Regions from separate parts of the Homo sapiens genome. Here all the other regions are linked to region 3. A link is a contact called in ENCODE Hi-C or POLR2A ChIA-PET data. All regions are on one chromosome and are shown on one strand. Each heading gives the region's core, a stretch centred on a gene start or an enhancer-like site at or near the end of the contact. The rest is flanking DNA. Distances are from core to core; before and after follow the strand shown. Region 1 overlaps CEMIP (cell migration inducing hyaluronidase 1). Region 2 has its middle 22 kb from the start of CFAP161. Region 3 has its middle 22 kb from the start of TLNRD1.

Evidence for each region. A loop is a pair of places that touch in the nucleus more often than their neighbours do. ChIA-PET counts read pairs that join two places held with the same protein, here RNA polymerase II (POLR2A). Pooled maps may share reads with other maps.
Region 1: POLR2A ChIA-PET joins it to region 3 with 12 read pairs in AG04450. The contact joins two enhancer-like sites. POLR2A ChIA-PET finds 5 or more read pairs at or near these places in 2 of 52 experiments (AG04450 and activated CD4-positive, alpha-beta T cell).
Region 2: a pooled map shows a loop between it and region 3 (6-fold over the local background). The contact joins two enhancer-like sites. A Hi-C loop is called at or near these places in 7 of 37 single-sample maps with no recorded cell type and 5 of 50 pooled maps. POLR2A ChIA-PET finds 5 or more read pairs at or near these places in 2 of 52 experiments (GM12878 and activated CD4-positive, alpha-beta T cell).

Annotation. Positions count from the first base shown.
Region 1 is chr15:80,932,923-80,936,815 of GRCh38, forward strand. It overlaps CEMIP (cell migration inducing hyaluronidase 1), which reads left to right. Exons shown (of 30, transcript NM_001293298.2): 23 at 323-538; 24 at 3,752-3,893. Among named protein-coding and RNA genes, the nearest start is that of MESD, 55 kb to the right of the region's middle. Within about 2 kb of position 1,874, at least 10 of the 41 ENCODE cell types and tissues checked have a DNase peak (open chromatin) inside an H3K27ac peak, as active enhancers do.
Region 2 is chr15:81,110,326-81,114,070 of GRCh38, forward strand. It overlaps a transcript of CFAP161 not described here. Among named protein-coding and RNA genes, the nearest start is that of CFAP161, 22 kb to the right of the region's middle. RefSeq lists an enhancer at 1,280-1,439. Within about 2 kb of position 1,391, at least 2 of the 41 ENCODE cell types and tissues checked have a DNase peak (open chromatin) inside an H3K27ac peak, as active enhancers do.
Region 3 is chr15:81,021,017-81,025,122 of GRCh38, forward strand. No RefSeq gene overlaps it. Among named protein-coding and RNA genes, the nearest start is that of TLNRD1, 22 kb to the left of the region's middle. RefSeq lists enhancers at 2,334-2,483, 3,492-3,786. Within about 2 kb of position 2,540, at least 26 of the 41 ENCODE cell types and tissues checked have a DNase peak (open chromatin) inside an H3K27ac peak, as active enhancers do.

The DNA.
Region 1 (3,893 bases), core at 624-3,123, 89 kb before region 3:
TCAGTCCCCCTCCTCCATCTCTGCAGTTGGTGAAGGCTGTGTGTCAGAGCAGTCTCCAAGCTCATCCACAGCAGCCAACCCTCCAGTGAGCAGAGGCCAAAAGCATGTGCTAGGTCTGGGAGTTGAGGCACAGTGAACCTTTGACTGTGACTCCGGTTGCATCGGAGGGGTCAGCCACGTGGTTTCTCTCAGTGCCCGAGAGCATCTTTGTTTTGGCTGGCTTGTAACGTCAGTGGAAATCGGAAACCTCGCCCTGGCCTGATGACGGCTGCAGTTTCCCTTCACCTTCTAGCCCTGCCTAACTTTCCTGGGCTCTGTTTAGATTACTTCCAGAGTGTTCTTCGGAGAGCCTGGGCCCTGGTTCAACCAGCTGGACATGGATGGGGATAAGACATCTGTGTTCCATGACGTCGACGGCTCCGTGTCCGAGTACCCTGGCTCCTACCTCACGAAGAATGACAACTGGCTGGTCCGGCACCCAGACTGCATCAATGTTCCCGACTGGAGAGGGGCCATTTGCAGTGGGTGCTATGCACAGGTGGGGACACCATTCTGGGGGCCGGCCACTCACTTATTCACTCATGCAACAAGCATTCAGTGAGTGTCTACTCTATGCCTGGCTCTGTTTCAGGCCAGAAAGAGATACAGAATTTTTTTTTCTTTTTCTTTCTTTCCTTTTATTTTTTCCCCTCACCCAGTAGGATTTTTACAAAGTTAAAGTCAAAACACTTGGTGAGCAAAATGCTTAGAAAAAAAGAACCCTCTGGGTCAACTGCTTCGATTCAAGTCAGGCTCCAACACTTACCATTGGACCTTGGGCAAATTACTTGGTCTCTTGGAGCCTCAGTTTCCTCACCTGTAAAATAGTTGAACTTTCCTAGCGAGATTTTGGGGGTGGCTTCAGAAAATACAAGTAAAATGTTTCATCAGCCTTATCCAATAGAAATATAATGCAAGCCACACATGTAATCTTAAATTTTCTGGTAGCCATGTTAAAAAGTAAAAAGAAACAGAATTTAATTTTAATAATACTTTAATTGTATTAAAAATACTATCATTCAAAATGAATCAGTGTAGAAAATCATTAAAAACACTTCTTGTTTTTTTTCTAAGTCTTCAAAGTCTACTGTGTATTTTACACTTATAGCCCACTCAATTTTCAACCAAGGGAAGTGTAGTCCTACTGAAACAATAACGTTGTGTTTAATGTGAATTTTTAATTTTATTTTTAATTTATTTTTGCATTTTTATTGCTATATCATAGTATATTCTCTTGGAGAATGTGTGATATTTGATATATGTATACAATGTGTAATGATCAAATCAGGGTAATGGGATAGGAAAAAATATTTACATTGCTTTTGTTTTGAAATTTAAATGAATTGAAGTTTAAAATTCAGATCCTGAGTCACAGTGGCCACATGTCCAGTGCTCAGTGGCCACATGAGGGACAGGGCAGGTCTAGATGGTGCCTAGAACAGGGCAGAACTTAAAATATTAGTTAGCTATTATTATATTATTGTTACTTCTAGTATTTTGATGAATGACTAATGAATAAATGAGTAACGGGAGAGAGGCCTGAGAAAATGAATTGTCAGGTTCACAGTGAGCCAGGTCGTCTCAGAGAATGAAGGAAACATGTATGAATAGCTGTCTTCACAACTATCCTACAAGGCAGGCATTATTATCACCACCGTGGGTGTCAGGAATTGGGGTGTTAGAAAGGAGCTAAATGGTGGTTTGGGGGTGGAGGAGTGATAGGAGAGGGAGATGGTGTTGGGCTGAAGGAAAAGGGCCATAAGGGGCAAAGAGGGCACAGGGTGCAGCTGGTGGGGGTCAGGTGCCAGAGTAGGTGGCAGGGCTAGCATTTAGCAGGAAGAAGGACCAGAGGAAGACAGGGCAGAGGGCAGGAAGCTGAGGGTGTTTCTCTCTGCAGTAGAATGTGATGTCATGTGCTGAGAATGTGGGGACTGGGCTTGAGGAAAGTAACCTCCAGAGAGCGATAAAGATTTGGAAGAGTTGCTGTAGAGAGTGGAAAATGTTGACAAGAAGCTTGTGGAAGGAGTGCCTGGCAGTGTTGAAAACCCAGTGGAGACTGGAGGCGGTGCATTTGCAGAGGCACCTCTCTCCCAGGCTGTGGGATTTTCTCAGCCCTGCTCAAGAGCCCTGGGAGAGGCGGAGCTGTGCAATGAGCCATGGGGTGGCTTCTGCTGTAGGTGTGGGCAGAGGAAGGGCCAAGATGCTAATGGGAGTGAGTGGTTGATATGATGATGTGAGGAAGATAAGAAGGGAAGTGGGGTCAGAAGGGAGCTGATGGAGGACAGTCATGTCCTGAATAATTGAAGGATGACCAAACCCTCAAGCCTGGCATCCACACTGTCAGCATTACACAGCCTCAGCTCAAGGTCTAGGTATCCCATATGGAGCCTTGATTTTCCTTCCCACACTTTCTTTCTGATATGTTGCTTATCTTCTGTGAAAAAAAAGCTCATCGTTAGAGCTTGCCAGATTATCATAACTGGCAACTGGTTATTAACGGTTATTCATAATATTTTCCCTTCACTTTACATCTTACAAAATGCTTTAATGTACGCTTTACCTTCTGATACTCAGGGCAACTTCCTAAGATGGGCAGGGTTGGTTCTCTTTCCATCTTATATGCGATAAAACTAGAGGGGAAGATAAGCACTTCCTTCCAAAAGCACAACATCATTGCACGTTGGTGTGATTGTCTCTCTTGGCCACAGTTATGGGGATATTGTCTTATGAATTTGGGATGTGCCATAAAACAGGACATGGCGTTTTTTTTGTTTTTGTTTTTGTTTTGAGATGGAGTTTCGCTCTTGTTGCCCAGGCTGGAGTGCAATGGGCAATGGCGTGATCTCGGCTCACTGCAACCCCCGCCTCCCAGGTTCAAGCGATTCTCCTGCCTCAGCCTCCCTAGTAGCTGGGATTACAAGCATGTGCCACCATGCCCAGCTAATTTTGTATTTTTAGTAGAGGCAGGGTTTCTCCATGTTGGTCAGGCTGGTCTCGAACTCCCAACCTCAGGTGATCCACCCGCCTCGGCCTCCCAAAGTGCTGGGATTACAGGCATGAGCCACCGCGCCCGGCCAACACAGTGTTTTAAACCAATGCTGGGATAAAGCATCCAGGCTCTTAGGTCCCTGGAACTCAATGGCTGACAGTCTTGCTTTCAGTTTTTCCTCTGAAATGAGGCACCATTTATTCATGCAGTGTGTTGTGGCACCACAAGGACTGGCCTCAGGGGCCAGACACTGAGAGGGAGTAGGAGGGAGAAGTAGGCCAACACACCCAGGCACTCTCTAAAATCAGGCAGAGCAACTGCCAGTTATAGGCGAGTTGCATTTTATGGTAGAATTAAAAAAGTTCTCTCTCTCTCTCTCTTACTCCCTTCCTCCTCCGTCCACATCTCTGTCCTTTGTCCAAAATTTGCCATCTGACTATTATGCAGACTCTTCTCAAATTTCCACTGGAAGCTCAACAGAGCACTTTTATGAAGATGAACAGAAAGCATTAGCTGGATTACACAGTAAGGCCTGGGCTGCGTCCATCAGCAGAAAGAGATGTCCCCTTATTTGGCCTTTCTTTCATTCAAGCCTTCTAAAAAGGGTTCTGTAAAGAGAAAGTGCCTTTGAAAGTGCGGTCTATAGTCAGATGTTAGCCAGACGCTCTTGGAATAATCCTTCGTAATAGCCTCATTGTGTGTTTCCTTTTTGGGTTTTAAAAGATGTACATTCAAGCCTACAAGACCAGTAACCTGCGAATGAAGATCATCAAGAATGACTTCCCCAGCCACCCTCTTTACCTGGAGGGGGCGCTCACCAGGAGCACCCATTACCAGCAATACCAACCGGTTGTCACCCTGCAGA
Region 2 (3,745 bases), core at 141-2,640, 88 kb after region 3:
TAACGAAAATATCAGTTAAAGGTCTCTATGTTTTTTGATATCTAGAATAAATGACTTGAAGCCCCCCACTCCCTCCATCCCCTTTATGCCACTTAGAAGTCTGAAACCCTCCCCAGGATATCTGTGAATTTCCAGGAGGGTGCTGTTCTCCTGGTCACCCTTGCCTCTGGGTGCTTCTGGAGAATGCATCACCACAGATGGGAAACTTCATTTCTTTTCACTCTCTTAGGCAGACTGAGACTAAACACTACTCTGGGTCCATGCCGGCATTCCCATACCCACCAGAGTGTTAACTACAAAAGGGTTTCCCTTTTTAGAAGCCAGTGGAGAAAGTAAATAGTAAGAAATCTCTTCCGCTCTCAGGATTTCATAGTATAAGCAGGCATATTACCCAAGTGGTCAGCTTCGGTGGAAGGGGACTGGAGACTGACCACCAGATGATCAAGGGCACTAAAAAGGGGATGCAAGACCTTAGGCTCATAGTCCTGTTCCTGGGGACGAATGCTGGGCTCTGGTGGCCATGCTGGGCTGCGGAGAAGCAAAGGTGCATTGTTGGTGTGATATTCTTTCCCCCAGGGGTCTGCTAGAAGCTGAAGGCAAAAATAGATGGAGACAAAAAAGACTAGGAGACCCTTTCTATGTAGAGACATCACTCTATGTTCTTTGCAGAGAATAGGAATACGTGCCTTTGATCAGATGAGCTATTAAAAAATGATTATGTAGTTCTGTTAAACTGGATTATTTTCAATATCCTGTCTGCTTTTTCAAAGGACTGTTATTTAGTGGGAAAACATTGCTGAATTCCTTTCAGAGAAATCCTCCCTGTACTGACCCTTCGGCAACACACCTTACACATGTAACTACTTGTTCAGAACAGTCTTCTCCTTCTGACTCTCCACAAAGGCGGGGACCATGAGTATCTTATTTCCCACTGCATCCAGAAGGCTGAGCACAGTGCTTGACGCACAGTGAATTTTGGTTGAATGAACAATTGAAAGGATTTGCCCATTGCAGTGTCATTTTTCCAAGACCTGACAATATCACTTTTGATTCTTTTCTTATTTAGTTCCACCTCCTTATCCCCGCTGCCACTGCTTAAGTCAGCACACGGCATCACCTCTCCTGGGGCTATCTTTAACTAGGCTTCCTGACCCCCTACCCTGGCCTGTCTGCTTTAAATCCAGGCAATGGCCTGTAGCCCCAGCAACCTTCCGAAAGCTCTACTCTCTGTCCCTTGTCAATTTCCTCTTCTGAAAGTTTCAGGGGCTCTCCACTACTTGCAGAAGAAAACCACCAACTCTTGCCTCGATGCTGAAGGTACTTTCCCATCATCTCCCCTCTGCCTCTCATCACCCTGTGTCCCTCCTGGCCCTTGCTTTCTTGCTTCTGTGCTTGGCCTCATCCTCCTTCCTCTGCCTGGAAAGTGCTTACCTCTGTTCTTGCATCTGCATGTCCAAATCCTATTCATCATTTCTATTATTATGTCATTTAAGTTTCAAAAAGTCTCTGAGTCATTGTTCCTTAAATAGCAGTTTTAAAAGGTGATTCTAAAGAAAAGGATTTGATGTTGAAATTAGCTTAGGAAGTGTTGTATGGATTATTGCCATTTTGTAGATTTATAGTGCAGGCCATTAATTCAAGGATCTGAGAAGATCTGCAATCAAGAAACCTATTTAACTCAGCATTTCTCAAATTTATTTGACCATAGAACCCTTTCCCCTTTCACACCTATTAACATATTGCAGATTATTTTGGAAATACTTTCCCGAGAGTTACCAGTAATATCTTTAATCTGTTTTTAATGATGAAGATGCTGAGGCTCAGAGACAAAAATACTTGCGCAAGCCGAGTGAAAGGAGCTTCAATCTGTTTTTTTTTTTTCTTTACTACACTGTGATGACTTACATTTGTCATCCAACAAGAACTTTTAAACTTTCCGAACTATGGAAAGTAAGACAATAGCCTGTATTTATCTTTCCTAATATCTGAATTTTGTCCCACTTCTCTTTTCTAAAAATGATTATTCCCAAGTTTTTCTTTCACTTTTCTTTCCTGCCAGATGTTTTACAAGTAATGAAAGGCTCCAATTAAATTTTCCCAAGAGCTTCATCAAATAATGAAAACAATACATAGAGCATGTTATATCTTTATGAACTTAAAATTAAAACATAATTTTGAGATTACATATAGGTATAATAAAACTATATAAAAAGAAAAGCAAGTGGATAATGAACACAGGATTTAGGAGATGGTTACCTTGGCTGGAGGTAGGGAGGGATGGGGAATGAAAGACTCTTATATTTAGATGTAGATTATTATCAAGATCTTAGCTTTTATTTTGGGGTTATAGGTTTACAAGTGCTTATTACATTATTTAAAAATAACCGGCTAAATAACTAGAGGACCACTGCTGAGAGTGTGTCATAATCCAATTTAATGTACCTGAGACCCTAAAATAAATACATAAATCATAAAAAAGAAAACAATAGCAAATTAAGTTTTCTAGTATATAGCTAGTTTATGTCAAAATAATACTTTTAAAGCGAGGTGAGTGGTGGCCTGATTTTAAGGGGATATTTATTGCTAAGTAATACTGAGTAAATTGCACAGCATCCAATAATGTATGAGTGCATTTCTGTTTTAATCTTGGCTTTGAGAGTTTTTGAGGAATGTAAATTTAAAACTTGATATAATCACATGTAAAATGAATATTTTATGATAAAAAGAGTAAAAAGTAATAAAAGGAGAATTTAAAAAATCCCTTGCATATTTATTATTTTATTATCACCTGGCTTTTAAATTCATCTGCGTTGTAAGTTGTGAGATGATTCTTTATGTTACTTTGTTTATCTTGTTAAGATTCATTTGGGGAGTCAAGGGACTCTGCTCATGCCCAAGTCTGTGCCCTCTAATGAGTAACACCAGAGACTGCACAGTGTCCAGGAAATAGACTTCAGCAAACTAGTCTAGCCAAGGTCACTGGAGTGTTTTCCAACACTAACAACCAATTATTGATTCTCCAGACACCAACTGGGTGTCCAACAATTAAATTCCACTCTGACATTAACTACCTGGAGTTAGTGTCAGATTTCACAGGCTAAAAGCGTTCGGTTTTACAAGACTGCCTTCACTTCAGATGCCAAGTGCAAGTCCTGGGCCACCCATACTTCTGGCTGTAAAATCAGGAGTTCCCATGGCCCCCTCCTCAAGTTCAATTATTTGCTAGAATGACTCATAGAGCCAGGAAAGTACTCTGCGTTTACTGATTTATTACAAAGGATGTTATAAAGGATACAACTCAGTAACAGCCAAATGGAAGAGATGCATAGGGTAAGGAGTGAGGAAAGGGGTGCAGAGCTTCCATGACTTTTCTGGGTGCCACCTTCCCAGCACCTCGATGTGTTCACCAGCCCAGGAGCACATCAACATTTATTGTTCAAGAGTTCTCTCAGAGCTTAATCTCCAGCCCCTCACCTTTCTTCTTGGAGCTGGGTCAGTGGAGCTAAAAGTCTCCACTCTCGAATCACTTGGTCCTTCTGGTGGCCAGTCCCATCACGAGGCTATCTAAGGGCTCCACCCTAAGTTACCTGATTCGTATAAATTCAGTGTGATCAAAAGGAGCTTATTATGAATAACAAAAGACATTCTCATCATTCAGGAAATTCCAAGGGTTTTAGGAGCTCTGTGCCAAGAACAAAGAAGAAAAACCAAATATGTTTCTTATAATACCACAGTTGCCAAACAA
Region 3 (4,106 bases), core at 1,290-3,789:
CTTTTTAAATTTATTTAAAATTTTTCCCTTTATTTTTATTTTTTGACTTTTTTATTATTTTATTTTTATACTATATTTTACGTGGTACGATCCCTACTGAAAAAAAAAGCAAATTCTCATTTTTTGAGTCTAAAGTCTGGGGTCAAAGTCTAATGAGGGGATTTTATGGGATTTCTTTGGAGGATAATTGTAATAACAAGCACTTTAATCTTAGATGCTGTGTTTAAAAAGGAATAGCCCTCCCTCCCCATCTTTCCCAAGACTCCAGTGCATTTTTCCCTCTGCCACAAACTTGCATCTGTTTCCCCTTACAGTTTTCTGTTTTCATTAGGATGCTTTAGGATGAACCAGATAAGGCCTTACCTCACATAACAGTTGATCAAAGCTGGTAGTTTGGAGCCTCAAGTGCATTTTGCCTGTGGAAAACGTACTAGAACTGCTGCTTAGAATCCTCAGGCAACCCGCACATCTTCGTGCACCAAAATGTGGCTCGGCTGTAGCACAGAAGCTCTTCTCCGTGTTGGCAGCAAAAGACGGTGGAAATGGAAATGGCCAGTTTGCAGAGAGAAACAGTGACTCTAGCCAGGCCCCTGAGTTGGGAAATGGGAGAATTTGTCTTCAGCATCATCTTCCTTGTAATTTCGTATCCTTTGCCCCAGGCTTTCCTAATAATAACTGACACCTACATGATACTTTCTATGTTCTAGGTGCATTTCCAAGCACTTAGAATTGTTCCTTTGTATCTGTGGGGGATTGATTCCAGGACCCCCTTGGATACTAACATCCCTGGATGCTCAACTCCCTGATGTAAAATGGTGTTGTATTTGCATATAATCTGTGCACATCCTCCTGTATACTTTATTATTATCATTTTGAGATGGAGTCTTATTCCATCACCCAAGCTGGAGTGTAGTGGCACGATCATGGCTCACTGTAGTCTCGACCTCTAGGGTCTCAGGTGATCCTCCCACTTCATCCTTCTGAGTAGCTGGAACTACAGGTGCAGGCTACCACATGGGGCTAATTTTTATATATTGCAGATTAATTTTGCAGATTGATAATTTACCACCAGCATGTGAATGACTCATACATATAGTCTTCATCTTCACAGATTAGCTTCTATTTTTTTTGTAGAGATGGGTTTCACCATGTTGCCCAGGCTGGTCTTGAACTTGTGGGCTCAAGCCTTCTGCCTGCCTTGGACTACAGAAGTGCTGGGATTATAGGCGTGAGCCACTGCACCCAGCCCTGTATACTTTAAATCATATCTAGATTACTTATAATACCTACTACAATGTAGATGTTATGTAAATAATTGTTATACCGTGTTGTTTAGGGAATAATGACAATATAAAAAAGTCTCTACTTGTTCAGTTCAGACATCAGACATCATTTTTTCTTTTCTTTTCTTTTCTTTCTTTCTTTCTTTTTTTTTTTTTTTTTTAAAGAGTCTCACTCTGTTGCCCAGGCTGGAGTGCAGTGGTGGATCTTGGCTCACTGCAACCTCTACCTCCTGGGTTCAAGGGATTCTCCTGCTTCAGCCTCCTGAGTAGCTAGGACTACAGGCATGCACCATCATGCCCAGCTAATTTTTGTATTTTTAATGGAGACGGGGTTTCACCATGTTGCCCAGGCTGGTCTTGAACTCCTGACCTCAAGCGATCCACCTGCCTTGGCCTCCAATAGTGCTGGGATTACAGGTATGAGCCACCACACCCAGCCCAGACATCATTTTTTCTTTCAAATATTTTCTGTCTGCAGTTCGTTGAACCCACAGATATGGAGCCCACAGATACAGAGGGCTGACTGTATACATTAACTCATTTAATCCTCATGATAACCCTAGGCGCGTTGGCTCACACCTGTAATCCCAGCACTCTGGGAGGCCAAGGCGGGTGGATTACCTGAGGTCAGGAGTTTGAGACCAGCCTGGCCAACATGGTGAAACCCCGTCTCTACTAAAAAATACAAAAAATTAGCCGGGTATGGTGGCAGGCACCTGTAATCTAAGGTACTTGGGAGGCTGAGGCAGGAGAATCGCCTGAACCCCAGAGGCGGAGGTTGCAGTGAGCCAAGATTGCGCCATTACACTCCAGCCTGGGCAACAAGAGCAAAACTCCATCTCAAAAAAAAAAAAAAGAACGTAAGGAAGCAAAAAATGTGAGGGAGTTTTTACGCATGGAGGGTTAATAAACTCAAGATGGCAGGGGTTCACAAAAGCCCATAGAACATACTGTCTATTTATTGGGCTCTTGCTATGTACTACACACTTTACATACATCCTCATTTCATACAGTACCTTGATGAAATATGCACATTTAAGAATCAGAGTCTAACAGACCTTAGGCAAGTTGTCCGAGGTCGTACAGCGGATGGGTGGCAGAGCCAGAATTTGGACCCAGGACTCTTTTGACTCCAGCATTTGCAATCTCAAATAGTGTTTCATCGGCCTTTTTATGGCTTGTGGATGACTATTGTTGTGAGGAGGATCAACGGTGCAGGGTCAGAAATGCAGTTTTGACTCCTATTGTTGGCAGTCAAATTACTGCTTGCTTCTGCTAATTTGCTTCCTGTCCTGCTTAGGCTGCAACCAGGGCAGAGTTTCGTTCGCTCCCTGGGCAGCTGTCCTGCCAGCATTACCTCATTCCATCTTGAACCCTCCCGCAGCCCAACAGGGAAGGGCTGAGAAGCACGTGGCCCAGGACAGAAGGCCAGGAACGAACTGCCTCACCAGGGACTCTAGCCTTGATTCTCTGAAAAAATGTGGTTTGCTCAGAGAAGCTTTTACCCAAGAGGAAGGAAAACTACGGCAATCGAGTTTCAGCTGACCTTAAAACCCCTGTGATCTTAGTCCCCGTCATTTAGTGAATTCTGCATATTACTCAGCTTCTCCATTGTGTAGCTGGAGGAAATATTCATGCTGTGTCATCTTTGGTAGTCAGTGGGCAGTTTTCTCCCTGCCGAGTTTACTTTTTTTGCATTTTGAAGTTCAAGATCAGGTTGGGTGTTTGAGTGATCTACGTCTGGGAGCCAGAGGAGGTTTTGTATTCAATGGTGACCAGCATGTGTTCCCAGCCTAAGCATGAATGAAAACAGTTCAGAACATTTTTTTCCTCTCCAGCTCCTTTCAAGGGGCACGTGCCCATAAGGCCAACCCTGAATGATTTGGGCAAGTAAGTATGGACAGCCAAACTCAGAGGAGAGAGGAATTGGATGAGGCTAATGTCAAGGTCTTATCGGGAAGGCTAAAGAAACCTGAGTTGGTCCTGGGAAGAATGAGCAAGATGGAGTGGGCTTGGGCTTTCTCTCCTGCTTGGGGTTGCAGGCAGAAGCCACAAGAGTGTGCTGACAATGAGGGAGGAGGGGACCATCTGGCTGGAGAATTGGCTCATTAGGGAGCACAGACTGGACGAAGTTGGAAGGGACGTGTGGCCTGATTTTTAAAAGGGCGGCCTGAGTGCCATGCAGAGAAGCTGCATTTTATCGCGGACTTGATGATGGTGGACTGGAAGTTTAAAAGGAGGATTATGATGAAAGCAGAGATCCAGAGCAAACACTTTAAAGGAGCTGGATGGGACAGACAGGAAGCAGGGAGCCCAGAGAGGCCATGATTTCATTCATAACAGGTCTGAGGGGTTGAGGCCCTGACTGGGGAAGTTAAGCAGGATGGGAGGAGACAAACGCCAGCCACACAGAAGAAAGATCCTACGAAGCCAGACTGTGGTGGAGGCAGGGGGAAGGAGGGGTTGGACACCTCCGAGGTGCTGCTGCGAAATCACTAACAGAAAAGAGGCTTTGATTTAGAGGTGAATGGTAAACTTTTCCTTTTTCTAAGTAAACTTTTAATTCAAGCGTAACATATATACAAGTGCACAAATCATGGGTATAAATGTCGATGAATCTTCGCACAGTGGACACACTTGTGAAACCAGCAGCTAGATCAGGAAACAACACAACCATCACTGCAGACCCGCTTTCCCTGTGTCCCCTTCCTTTTCCTCATGCCTTCTGCCAAGGATGCCGCCACCCTGACTTCTAAATACCTTGTTTTTCATTCAGTATGTTGTGAAATTCATCCATGTTGTTGCATACACTTGCAGTTCATC